Linked DNA regions of Homo sapiens: region 1 is linked to region 2. A link is a contact called in ENCODE Hi-C or POLR2A ChIA-PET data. All regions are on one chromosome and are shown on one strand. Each heading gives the region's core, a stretch centred on a gene start or an enhancer-like site at or near the end of the contact. The rest is flanking DNA. Distances are from core to core; before and after follow the strand shown.

Evidence for each region. A loop is a pair of places that touch in the nucleus more often than their neighbours do. ChIA-PET counts read pairs that join two places held with the same protein, here RNA polymerase II (POLR2A). Pooled maps may share reads with other maps.
Region 1: a loop to region 2 is called in a map of heart left ventricle, with 10 times the contacts of the local background. The contact joins two enhancer-like sites. A Hi-C loop is called at or near these places in 5 of 168 maps with a recorded cell type or tissue (GM12878, HepG2, Right ventricle myocardium inferior and 2 more), 35 of 37 single-sample maps with no recorded cell type and 13 of 50 pooled maps. POLR2A ChIA-PET finds 5 or more read pairs at or near these places in 5 of 52 experiments (BJ, Caco-2, MCF 10A and 2 more).

What each region holds. Positions count from the first base shown.
Region 1 is chr7:22,374,286-22,380,808 of GRCh38, reverse strand. No RefSeq gene overlaps it. Among named protein-coding and RNA genes, the nearest start is that of RAPGEF5, 20 kb to the right of the region's middle. RefSeq lists a cis regulatory region at 2,358-2,371 and an enhancer at 2,292-2,436. Within about 2 kb of position 2,506, at least 3 of the 41 ENCODE cell types and tissues checked have a DNase peak (open chromatin) inside an H3K27ac peak, as active enhancers do.
Region 2 is chr7:22,441,599-22,448,245 of GRCh38, reverse strand. The region is part of intron 4 of STEAP1B (STEAP family member 1B); the gene reads left to right. Among named protein-coding and RNA genes, the nearest start is that of STEAP1B, 55 kb to the left of the region's middle. RefSeq lists enhancers at 101-170, 181-230. Within about 2 kb of position 2,910, at least 23 of the 41 ENCODE cell types and tissues checked have a DNase peak (open chromatin) inside an H3K27ac peak, as active enhancers do.

The sequences.
Region 1 (6,523 bases), core at 1,257-3,756, 67 kb after region 2:
AATATAGAAAAGATGCATGAAAAGCCTAAATCTTCATGAGAGCTGAGATTAAAATCTTTGGTCAGGAAACGATTTTCAATATTCCTTGGGAATAATAATTGGTTGAAGTTGAATACTCTTCCCTTGAGTCTAACACAAAATCATTGATTGAACCCCCTTTATTTGGTAAATTGTAGAGATTCCCTCCTCATCCCACCCGTCAACCATTGAAAGCTCACAGAGCCTAAGGGCTGGGAAAGCTTATGAGCCAAACAATCCCTCCCTATAGAGGCCATGGTGTGGGAATGAAAGAGGGCACTGAAGTCCTGGTAGGTCAATCTAACACCGGGGGCATAGTAGAACTGATTCAGCAGCTGTCCAAGGACAAACATTGTCATGGCTGTCCTTCTTGTCTTTTTGGAGGTAGGCCCACCTGAATCTCCATCTTCTGAGAAGCCTCAAACCTTGTCTGCCTTCACTGAGAACCCAATATAGACAATGCATAGTTGGAAATGACTGGCCACAAATTAGATTGTAGAGATACATTGGTGGAGTGGGGTGGTTAGTTGAGAATATGCAGAATGCTTTTCAGAAATATTGCCTCCTAACTAGGCTCGATATCAGGGTTTATCAAGAATTCAGGATCTCTATTGATGGATGTATTTATGATTTATGTACGGCAGGCTCTTTTTTTTGTGTGTGTTTTTTTTTTTTTTTTTTTTTTTTTTGAGACAAGGTCTTACTCTGTTGCCCAGGCTAGAGTGTAGTGGCACGATCTCAGCTCACTGCAACCTCCACCTCCCAGGCTCAAGCCATCCTCCCACCTCAGCCTCCCAAGTAGCTGGGACTACAAGCACTTGCCACCATGCCTGGTTAATTTTGGTTTTTTTTTCTCTTTGCAGAGATGAGGGTCTTGCCATGTTGCCAGGCTGGTCTCAAACTCTTGAGCTCAAGCGATCCACCCTCTCAGCCTCCAAAAGGCATGAGCCACTGTGCTCAGCCAAGCTCTCTTTAAAGATCTGTATTTTCTCTGGGGGTTTACTGTGTAATGGGTATTATGAATAACTCACACACCAGAGGTCCCACGCCTTCTGAGAGAAGAATCTACTGTCCTTTTCCCCTAAAAGCTTTGAGGTGTAATCTGAAACAATAAATGAGATGCACACAAGCATCACAGATGAATCTTAAAAATATGATGCCAAGCAAAAATAGTTTGCAGTGAAAAAGAATGAACTGAAATGAGATTTACAGTACAATATAATTTATGTACGTTAAAAACATGAACATACAACTAACAACCACATTTTATAAGAATACATGCATATCAAGCACTTTAGAGTAACATGCCTAAGCAGGGAAGTGAAGGAAGCTGAAGAGGAAAAGGTCGAATGAAATAAAGCAAAATAAGCAAGCATTGGCCGGGCGCAGTGGCTCAGGCCAGTAATCCCAGCACTTTGGGAGGCAGAGGCAGGCGGATCATGAGGTCAGGAGATCAAGACCATCCTGGCTAACACGGTGAAATCCTGTCTCTACTAAAAATACAAAAAATTAGCCAGGTGTGGTGGCACACACCTGTAGTCTCAGCTACTTGGGAGGCTGAGGCAGGAGAATCACTTGAACCCGGGAGGTGGAGGTTGCAGTGAGCCGAGATCGCACCACTGCACTCCAGCCTGGGCAACAGAGTGAGACTCTGTCTCAAAAAAAAAAAAAAAAAAAAAAAGCAAGCATTGGTCCCAATCATATTGCACCATGGACTGAGGAATATAATTTATTGACCTCTGTGCACCCAAAGGTCAAAGGTAAAAGAAGGATAAAAGAAACTTTGTAATTCCTGTGGTAGGAGTGAGGAGGGATCCCTTTGCACAGAGAAGAGTAAATGAACCCACTTAGGTTATGCCTGCTCCTCCATCCTACTCTCTACCAGGCTTCCCAGTGAAGTCTGGAGAGGGGGCCATACCCCGTGACAGGGCCAGCAAGCTTCTTTTATAGAGGACCGCATAGGAAATATTCTAGGCTGTGCAGGCCAGACAGTCTCTCTAGCAACTACTTAACTCTGCACTGTGGCATAAAAGCAGCCAGAGACAATCTATAAATAAAACTTTATTTTTAAAAAAAAAAGCAGCAGGCTGGATTTGGCCTGTGAGCTGGAATTTGCTGACCCCTGGCCTCAGGAGCTGGCTTCCCAGAGCACAGCCTCTCAGATGATTCTGTCATTCAAAAAAAAAAAAAAAAAAATATATATATATATGACATATGAGGACAAATGCAAAGGTACCAGGCTTATTTACATTCAGAGAAAAAGAGCCCAAGGCCCACGGGGACTTCCATGGTAGTAGAAACTCAGACACTCGGAGCATTCACTGCTGGGTAAATAACCCATGGGCAGAGTTCACATCGTTTTTCATTTGATCAAGTCGAGAGCATGTTTCATAAGCAAATGCAATGCTCAGGAGCTTCTCAGCGTTTGTAGTGAGTGGCATGAATTTACATTCCCAGTCTCCCAGTAGAACTGTGGAAAGGACTCCCTCTCTGCCTTTCTCAGACATCCTGGTTAAGTCCTGGGAGGTTCCTTCCAAGATCCCCCATGCTGGACAGGAGGCTGCCCAGGCAGTAACTAAACCCATGCCTGCCGCTTATATTACAGGAACTTAAGACAAAAGTATAAAGCCCTCAAAACTGTAATTGCTAGATGAATAGGCCAATCAAGCCCTGTAGATTCAAGTACAATGATCATCAGTGTGATTTTCAGAAAACAATAGGAAAAGGTAAGCAAAATCAAGTGCCTGGGCTATTTTTTCCTCTTCCCTGGTCTGTTCACTTCTGGTTGCTAATTATTGTCTCTAGAGGTGCCTGCTTCCCTTCTTGTTGTCCAGCAAGCGTCTCAGCCTCTCTCTCATTACTGAATCCCTGGCTATTTCCCAGCAGAGGGACAGCTTCCTCTGGCAGGGGAAGGACAGCCTGTACCCAGATTCAGCTGACATCTTAATTCAGTCCTGTAACAATGCCCTTATCTAAGATGATCCATTTGCTCCAAGTTAGATTTCCCAAGGCACCTCTCCCCTGCATTTTACTCAAGTCTATACTGCCACAGCCCCGATGCTCCAGTCTCCTGACAAGAGGCTGCAAGGCAGAAAAGGACCCTTCTAAAGCCTGTATAAATTAGTGTCAGTCATAAAATTTACCCACCAAATGGCCCAGGAGTCCTCAGGTTAAGAGAGAGGTGAGGAGAATCATCAGCTAGGCATGCATGTCTGTTGGGGCCCATCAAGATTTCAGCTCCAGGTTCTGTACCTCCTGATCATGACAGGGAGGGAGTTCTTCAAGCTGACTTCGGGAAAAAAAAAATTAACAAAGTCTCCATGGACCTATTATTCCCATGTCTGGTTGTAAATCCAGAATATTGAGATATTGAAACTTGCTCACGAATGAAATACATTTTGTTAATTTCCCCCTAAGTCATAGGAAATCGTCCTCGGTAGGGTTAATTTTACCTGATTTGAAAGTTTATTATTAGTTGAAAATGCTGAAATGTTAATCTGACTGCATGTGTTCCTACAAATAAATGTTACCTCAGTAATTCAAAATGATGCTAAAAATGTTCATCTTTGCTCACCCATATGAAGCTTTGGGTACCCGATAATGACTACAACATTTGCATCTTCTGCATTTGCTGGGATGACAGGAAAGACTAACGTAATTACTGAGTTTCCTCTGTCTTCTCTCTCTTTCTCTCTCTCTCTCGAGGTCAACCATTGCTGTCATTTTCTCAATTCTGCAACTTTGCCTTCTTTTTTTGTAGCAGTTCCGATATCTGGACGCTCCAAGCTAAACCCATATGTACCCTTTTAATCTTTGTAAACCTGCATTTCACTGAGAAGGAAAAACAAATGTTCCTCCTCCTTTCCAGGCACAAAGGTGATAGCTCAGGAGAGAAACAGAAAGACACAGAATTCTTTCCAGTTCTGGTGAACACTCTGGGCATTTTGTTTAAAGGGGTGATCAATTGACCTTTAATTAATAACAATATAAAGGGCTAACATTGAGTGCTTACTATATGTCAGGTACTGTGCCAAGCACTCTGTATTTTATTGTCAATACAGCCCAGTGCAAGAGATAATCACTGAATGCCTTTTTTAGGTGGGAAAACAGAGGTATAGATAAGTTAAGGGACTTGCCCAGGACATACAGCTAACAGAAGGAGTGGAAGTTGAAACCTGGCCCCTACTTTCAGCCCATGTACTACAGCAGCAAAAGGAACAGAGGAGGGTACCCTCCGCAGTCTGGCCACTTTTGGTTATGTAACTTCTTAAGGGAGACCAGTCCTCATCATCCCATGTAGGATTTATTCAGTGCAAATTTAAAATGCCTGGTAGATTAATCTGGCAGCCAACACCTTATCACCTGCCTCCCCCGATCGTGAAATCAGTCCCTGTCTGTGTGTAAACTCAGGTTATTCTTAGCTGAGGAAAATTATGAATATATGTGATTCATGTATGTAACTGTTAAAAGTATTACTGTAATGCCCTTTTGCTAACTTGAATCTTGTCTAAAGTGTTATCACTAGGGGCATTTTGATGTCTGCCACCTAATCTCTTAGAATAGAGTTTTATTTTTTCTGATTAAGTGTGCCTGTCGCATAAATCCATGGTTTAATAAAGACTGGATATGTTTTTGACTTTTTTTTAAGAGAAATGTTTGTGCCTGGTCTGATAAAAAGATGCCACTCACCTCTTCAACAATGAGATGCTTTTTTGGACTATTTTTCCTGGTGTCTATTGGGAGTAATGATGCATATATGAAATGGCTTGGCTTGGCTGAGTGGGAGCTGTAGAACTGCTTTTGGAACAGTGCAAAACTAACTCACCTAAATATGCTCCAAACTGAAAACCTGGGCTCACTGGCATTTTTCTCTAATGGAGGTAATTATCCAAAGACAAACTCATACACACCAACAAAACCCTGGAACAACAACAGTGGTTAAGACCCCACCTCTATTTAGAGCTCTCAAAGATTCAGATGCTGTGCTAAGCAATCTACACGTGTGAAGTGGTTCCTGTAGATTTGGTACTCCATTATACCCACATAACCGATGAGAAAACTGAGGTATAGAGAGGCAAATCATACAGCTAGAGCCAAGATTTAGGCAGATTCCATTCAGTTTTTAGTCCTCTGAATCACCATGATTCCCAGTCAAGTGACACAACCTCAGCTGCTTACAGGGGCCTGCAGGCAATTTAAGTGAGTGAGGTCAGCTGGTGCAAGAAAATGGGGAGTGGTGGGACTGTAGCAAATGGAGAGAGCCTAACCTAATGAAAGAGAAGCTGCTACTCACATCTGGCAGGCAAGCAGGCCCAGGGCAGCCAGATCTTTTGATTATCCACAGCAGGCAAAAATCTAGAGTTCAATGAGAAACCTTCCAATTTTTAAATGTTGGCATATAATTTTATAAAATCCTTCTGCATGTCAACAGCACATACTTATAGTTCATGCTGAGCCCATGGGCTGCTGTCTTCCACCTCTACTACTCTGACTCCCACCACACAGAGCCTCGGCTGCAATGTACTTGTTCTTAAATGTTACCTTCTCCATGGAAGTGCTCCTGGGTTCTGAGCTCTACTTCTTGATTCAGCTTTGTGAGCACATGCTGTTGAAGCCTGGAGGAGTGGGTGAACCCACCCGGATCAGTGCCCTATGGGCACTTTACATGCTCAAGTGCCAATTGCCTCTTTAAGCTTTCCTATACTCTCCCTACTGTGACTTAGACCTTCTTTGCCTGAGTTCTCGTGAAGCCATGAACTGCAGTTGGTTGTATTATATCTCCCTCTTACCTAGCACATTTCTGCTTTCTCTCTATTACAGTCTATTGGCCTATTTCTCCCTATTACAGTCTAGAGGCCTATTAGAGTCAGCCTCTTGGAGACAGATCCAAAGTCTTATAAATTACCCCATTTTTCCTGCCTTCCTCCAAGGCTGAGCTCATTTCTTAATAGGTTCACCTTAAATATTTATTGAATTAAACATAAAAATTGCAGTATACATAAAGCTTGTGTTTCTATGACTGTGAGATAGGAGACAAGTTCAGTTGCTTTAATAAAGACCTAAACAATTCAGTTACTTTGCCTCTGCAAAACTCAGTTTTCTCATCTGTTAAATATTAATTATTTAATACCCAAGTAAAAGAATCACTTAATCGATGTAGATTGCTTAGCACAGCACCTGATGCATCAGAGGCACTCAGTAGAGGTTAGTTCTTGCTGTGACTGAACTTTCACAAATCACACACGAGATTTAATAGAGTAGAGCCAGGAGTAACCAAACACCAGAGGGTCTTATTACAGATGGTCCTCACATCATGGATTGGGGTCTTCAGGAACTCATAAAAGGTTTCTTTCAACTTAAGACAACAGCTAGAGTTCTGTATATATTTTTACTGTCAACTCGAATTGTTTATTTGGACCTAGTTAATACACATTTTTTCTTTCATCACAGAAATATGCATGAATCCAAATCTAAATGCATGAATGAATGTGCTAATTACTCTCTG
Region 2 (6,647 bases), core at 1,661-4,160:
GTCAATATTGACTACGTGCCATAATTACATCTTTGCAACTATTTTAACACGGGAAGGGAAACTTGAAGTCTCATCTGAAAAAGGTTCAAGAGGATATGTAGGTTTCTAAAATTGTTTTAGGAGATATGAGAGTAAACAATGTTGCCTCGCTATGATAAACCATAGATGAATAATGACTAGATGAATGAATAAGCAAACCAGCAACTGAAAGCAAGAAATCCCTTCTAGGGTAAATACAACTGAAAGCAAGAAATCCCTTCTAGGGTAAATGAAACCAATATGGGTTGCATGACGTTTATCCAATGCCTTCATGTCTTTGCATCTCAATTGCTCATCTGTAAAAAGGAGATGGTGATAACTGTTTGTGAGCCTTAGATGAGGTCATGCATGTAAATGTGCTTTGCACCTGGCAGGTCCTCAGTAAGTGTTTGCCGAAGTACTAGGTGGCAATGCAATTTGGGTATATCCATCTCTTCCTGTCCTAAGGGATGCTGGTCAGTGTACCAGAAGTAAAACAAATTGGCTTCTATGGCTGCACACCAGGACAGGTCTTGATTACATGAAGGACCTTACTAAACACCCTTCCATCCTAACAAAAATATGTGGAGCATTTGACCATTGCACAGGGATGAGTTCCCACTTTACTCCCACAAATGTGATTTGTGTCAGCTTTGCCCTACAAATGATGTGTTTGTGGACATTCCATCTTTGGAATCTATTAAAACAGTCATTGTCAAGTATTTATTTAGAGTCAATAGAACTACTATGTATTATATAAAATATAAAACACAGGCAGCATGCTTCATGCCAAAGTGGTTACTGAATCTACTCTTTTATAAATATACAATATTGACTGATCTTCCAACCAACTGAATTACAAGCTGACCAGTACACACACAAGAAGTCATTTCTTTATAACAGTTGATGACAGGCCTCTGTCACCAAACTGTATTGGAAGTTGGCCTGGCATTTAATAAGCAATGGTGACCAATTAAGGAAGTGAAATGCTTGTGCAAAGTGCCTAATATAATAAGGTTTTTGCCCATTACTGAGACATCAGTGATGTCCCAGAAGAGAAAGTGACTCTGGTTACAAAGTGGAACCAGGCCATGCTAAATTAGAGCTGCTTCTATACTAAGGCTACCAGTCATCTTTAACATCAAGAGTGCTCACTGAGCTCTTCAGACATTTACCCTAAAACAAGAGATGAATTTTAAAATGAGTCTTTTGATGCTCTCTGGAGAGCAAACCCTTAAGCTATATTCCTATAAAAATTAAGAATCTCATTCCAGACCCCAATTAAACTAAAAAATATTGTAGAGAGAGACAGAAAAATCAAGTTTCTACAATGTGCCAGCCACTGGCTAAGTGTTTTCCCAGATACTGTCTCATTACTCTTCACAGCACCATTGTGGGGTGGGCAGCATTCCTTCCATTTCACAGATGAAAATACTGAGGTTCAGGGAGGGTTCAACTTGGGACCAGGCTTGAGTCGTTTACCTGAAACAAAACCCACATTCTTTCCCCTTCACCTTATTAACTCTAATCTTGGCTGAAAAAAGTGAGTGCTCAGAAAAATAAGGGTTATAGAAGTGAGATTAGCATTCATATTCCAATGGAAGTGTCCATCAGAGTGGTTCTAAATCTTGGCTACGCATTGGAATTGCCAGTATTCCAGGGTTTGCACAACTTGCTTGTAAGAAATCTTAGGGCAGTGTTTATCAACCTATAGCAGGCTTCAGAACCACCTGGAGGTTTGTTAAAACAGATTTTTGGGCCCTGTCCCCAAAGTTCCCGATTCTGTCTTTCTGGGGTTGGCCTAAGAATCTGTATTTCTAACAAATTTCCTGTGGCTCCAGGTTGGGGACCTCACTTTGTGAACCACTGGCATAGGGCATTGTCTTGCAAAGCGCAGTCCTGTCCCAGAGTATCCAGGTTGGAATTAGGGACTCAAATGCAGGTTCTTGGCCCTGGCCCAAATCTATAGGATCAGATCTCAGAGGGTAGGGACCGGGGATCTGCCTCATAAACAAGTGTTCCAGATGATTCTTTCACTTGCAGAAGCATGAGAACTGTCATCCAATGGGTCTTTGAACTCCTTCATCTCATATACAGCCCAGCTTTTAAATACTGTCACATTTTGAACGACAACTGCACAGCAGAACTGCATTTACAGTTGACCATTAGCTGCTGCTGTGACTTGCTTCTGGTTATTTAAAATGCCCACAAGGGATCTCTTAGCCCATGCTTCATAAATAAAGCCCAAAGAAGAAATATTTATTCATTCATTTTTTTAAAAACTCTCCAGTTGTCAAGTTTCCGACTCATCAGGGGGAAAGACTGATTAGTGGTTGTTTCATGCTTCCCCACACAAGTGAAATCAGGAGGAGAAAAGCATTCTATAAAAGAGCTTATTTCCCTTCCTCTTCGCCTCTCCTGCCTCCTCATTTACCCTTAGCTATTCAGTTTCATCAGCCCTTGTGAGAATATAGCTCTGACTTTGAGTTTAAAGGGGTTGGGCTGCTTGGAGAGCAGTGCCCTCCCTGCTGCTCTTGCATCTGGGAAGCTGGATCACCACGGGGACTTCCCCCAAGCCGGAAAAGGTCGACCAAATCCCCATTCAGAGGTGGAGGGCGGGAAGCCAGGCCCAGGCTCGGATGTACCCTGAAGAGGTGCAGGTGCTTCCCGCTGGCCTCCGCCCCTCAGCTGTGGGCTCCCAAGTGAAGCTGGCTGCCAAGAGGAGTATTTATAGCTGCCTTTGCTGGCCAGTTCCTGCCCGGTTCTCACAAGGCTGCCGGCAGATCCCAGCACGACTGGCTGACAAGACGAGGGGAGGATGGGAGGCCCAAAGGGGCATGGCCCAGCTGTCCTCCCTGAAGAGTTGCAGATGTCAGTCCCCTTGATCTGAAGTTAGAAATACAATGCGGTTTACAGGAGGAAGACATGAAGGTCATGTGAAGAGATTTCTCGCTGTTCTTCCACGGCTCCAAATCTGCTGTTGGCCCAAGAGAACCCACCACAAAGAGGTCTGTGCTGTCATCTGCAGAGCTGATTTGTAATTACTCTGCTCATAATGCAGAAAAGTCTAGAAGCTCCCTCAGCCCCTGTTCCCAATGCCAACCCTGCCCAAAGGCCCTTTAAACTGAAACCGGCATCATTGTCCAAATTCTTCAGGTGAACCTGTCTTTAGAAACAATGGCCCTTTCTCTTTCTCATCCTCTCACTTAGGCCTCTGGGTTAGAGAAGACGACTGATCTAACAGCTCTCCTTGTGCCACGCGGACAGACCCAGAGCTCGCTCTGGTGACAGCAAATGCACACCTTGTGGGGGTGTCCAATTGTTGGCTTAGTGGGTCTCCAAACTCACGAAATAGAATACTGGGGAGCCCATGAAATACCTGATTGGTTTTTCACATGGGTAGGCTCCATACAGAGCACAGCTCATCAGCTAAAACCTCCAAGGTGAAATCATTAAATCTCCAGGGGAAAACCAACAAAACAGCAAGTGTTCCGGAAAGGGTTTCACTTCCTAACTGGCAGCGAGCCTGAGATCAAAACCTGTTACTCAGTGACAGATGAAATTCCTGCAAGAGGCACAATCCATGCTATTGTTCTGTCTGAGGCCCTTATTTCTCCCAGGGTTGCTGCGAGTGGCCAAGGCAGAGGCTCCCGGGCAGCCGATGGGACATTTTCTCCATGGGTTTGAGTAGTGTGTCTGCAAAGAGTCCATGGTCCCTGGAATCCCCATGATGGGTATAATTTCAGAAAATTCATTTCTGAAAGCAGAAAGGAATTTATATTTTCTTTTTACTTTTTTTTTTTAAAACAGGGAAACAGGCAAAATAGAAGGACGCATAGTTAGAGGTGATTGAAGTCAGGGTAACGGCTAGAGCCAGGCAAACAAGAATAGTCCTCACCAATCCTGCTCACGCCCTCTCAAGCTGCCTTGCACAGTGCTGTGTGCTTTCCATATGTTATCTCATTTAGTCCTCACAATAGCCCAATGAGGGAGGTACAGGTACCCTCACTCCTTTGCAGCAGAGGAAACTGAGGCCTAGAGACGTTAAAGGTCTTGCTCTTTGTCCTAGGATGAGGATGGCAGATTTGGAATTCAAACCCACTCCCTCTGCAGGGATCCTTTAACTAAAGCCCTGAGCGTGACTCTGTGGAGAGACAGGCCCACTGGCTCTGGGCTTCTCCAAGAACTCATCAGGCTGTGGTGGTCTCTGGCTTCCTTATATCACACAGATGTGGAGAAACCAGGGCAGTGGGACTCAGCACCCCCTGAGGGTCAGTTTATGGGGACAGCCTCTTGGGCTGGACATCACCTTCAGCTGGACCTCAGCTCCTTCTCTGGCCCAGAGCTTGTTCAATTGGGTGATTTTTGTGGCACTTTATGTAGGTCAAAGTCCTGGTGGCTCCAGCCGAGTGGAAGTGTTTTTGCCTGGCTCTTAGGTGATGGGGCAGGAGGGAGCTGAATGCAGAAAAAGGAGCTGGCATGTGCCAGCTACCATGACAGCCAGCAATGCTGTGCTGTTGTCCTGCCATCCACGTGCAGTTTCCTTTCTCCGATGACTCCTGGTGGGAGGAACTGACTATGTACAGTGTGCAAAGGGCATAGCAGTGGCGGAAGTTATGTTTCTTGTAATTGGAGATCTTTGTGGTCTGGAATGATCATTTTGTGTGTTTTCTCATCAGATAGGATAGATTGCTTTAACGTTCAGCCACACCCAGAGACAGCTTTTCCTTCCTGGACTACCCATGGTCTTTCATTTTACAAGTTGCTTAGATGAGATTTTCACTTACGTCTTCCTTGTTTACTGTTATAGCTCTAAGGTCCAGCACAGTTCCTGGCATACAATGGGTGCTTAATTAATACCTATTGAAGTGATTGATTAAATGAATTCCTGAATAAGTGAATCAGTTACCAATTAATCTTGGGTCCTTGATTCCAGAACATACCAAAGAACATGATACTAGGATTTTCTCTGGGTCTTTAAAAAGGAATGTCACTTTTCTTGTTGTTGGGAAGCATGTCAGTTTGGGTCCTGCAAGAAGCAGATGGTAGAACAGAGTTGTTCCAGGAGATTTATTGTGGTAAACACCTGCGAAAGATGAGGAGGAAGCAGGATTAGGAAAGGAAGATCACTATGCAGATCTGACACTGGCAAACATGGGAAAGACAGGCAGGAGCGAGTGGGAGGGAAGGAAGGAGCCTCAGACTGAAGCACACTGGCTGTCCCCAGGGCGTGCTGGAGCTGCTGGAGCCATCAGCTTTTTTGATTGCCAGGGAAGGGGGTAGGGGTGAGCCTGGTGTGACAATGGTTGTTGCTATTTCTTCTCCAAGTGATGTCTTCTCATCCTGTGTTCCTTCCATCCAGGGGGCAAATGTGTCTCCATCACTCCTATTTCTTTCTGGGAGCACTGCCAAGTCCTCCTCATTGTCATGGCGGCAACCCAGGACACCCTGCCTCTCTCAGCCTTGCCTCATTTTCTCTTTTTAACCCCTTTCTCAATGTCTCAAACTCAGCAAGCCCAAAGTCACTGCAATGTGTTCTTTCCCCTGAAAATGTTCTAAGATTCCAACTCTGTCAAAGGCATCGTCAGGTCCTTTGTCAGATCAGCACCCAGCATTCCTTTACACCCTCCCCCGCAGTTCCTCTGCTGACAGCTCAGCCACTCCACCATCCCCACCTCCAACCCCAGGTATTTGGGAAAGAGCTCTTCAAGACTTGACTCCTGTCCTTGAGGCCCAACTTGCAGGCCAGGCCTGCCGTCAGGGCCTAATAGGACAGGTACACAACATCCTGGTTTTAGCCAAAGAGAGTATCCGGTTTTTAGTGGCTGAGTAAACAGCCCAGATGAGGAGGCCACTGTTATTAGCTGGGAGAAACACGTTTGTCGTCTTGACTTCTTGCATCTGGCAGTTGGTGTGCTGTGTAAAGAATCATGTTTACTTAATGTCAGTCACTTTCCCTTGAAAACTGCTGGTTCCAACTCAGAACCTTTCAGTCCTGGGCTATGAATATGAAGCTGTGTGGTAGGCACTTCCGCTCACTGCAGTCTTTTTACCCATCATTGTTGCAATGAGCACCATTGCCCTCTTCATCACTCATTCATTCATTTGGGTTTTATTCATTCCACAAGTACTTACAGAGAACATTTACCCAGAAAGGGCCATATGGGAAGTGGGTAGGAGCATAGGAGCATGGACTATCCAGCCAAATCCCAGGGTGGCCAAATCCCACCCAAATCCCATGGTCTAGAATTTGGGACCTGCTGACTAAAGAAAGAAAAGTCAAGCTTTTAAAGAATTAAAGCTAGTTTTATTCAAAAGTCTTACTGAGGCCTGTAGGCCAGGAGCACATCTGTCAGACTGCTCCAAAGCAGTATTTCAGTTCACAGTTTATATACAGGTGGTGAAGCCGCAGTATGTGCAAATTCACATCACAGTTGGGGTGTAAGAGTACGTCTGGTTATAGATTACTAAAAAACATTTGGTTATACATTGTAGAAGCATAACCACTAACCCCATCAGACATTATTTTATGTGTAGGAAAAGGCAAGGACTAGGGCCATTTATTTTAAGGAATACAGTGACTCAGGCAAGAGATGTGGGGGGCCATGTGTTCTATCCTGTTTTGTCTT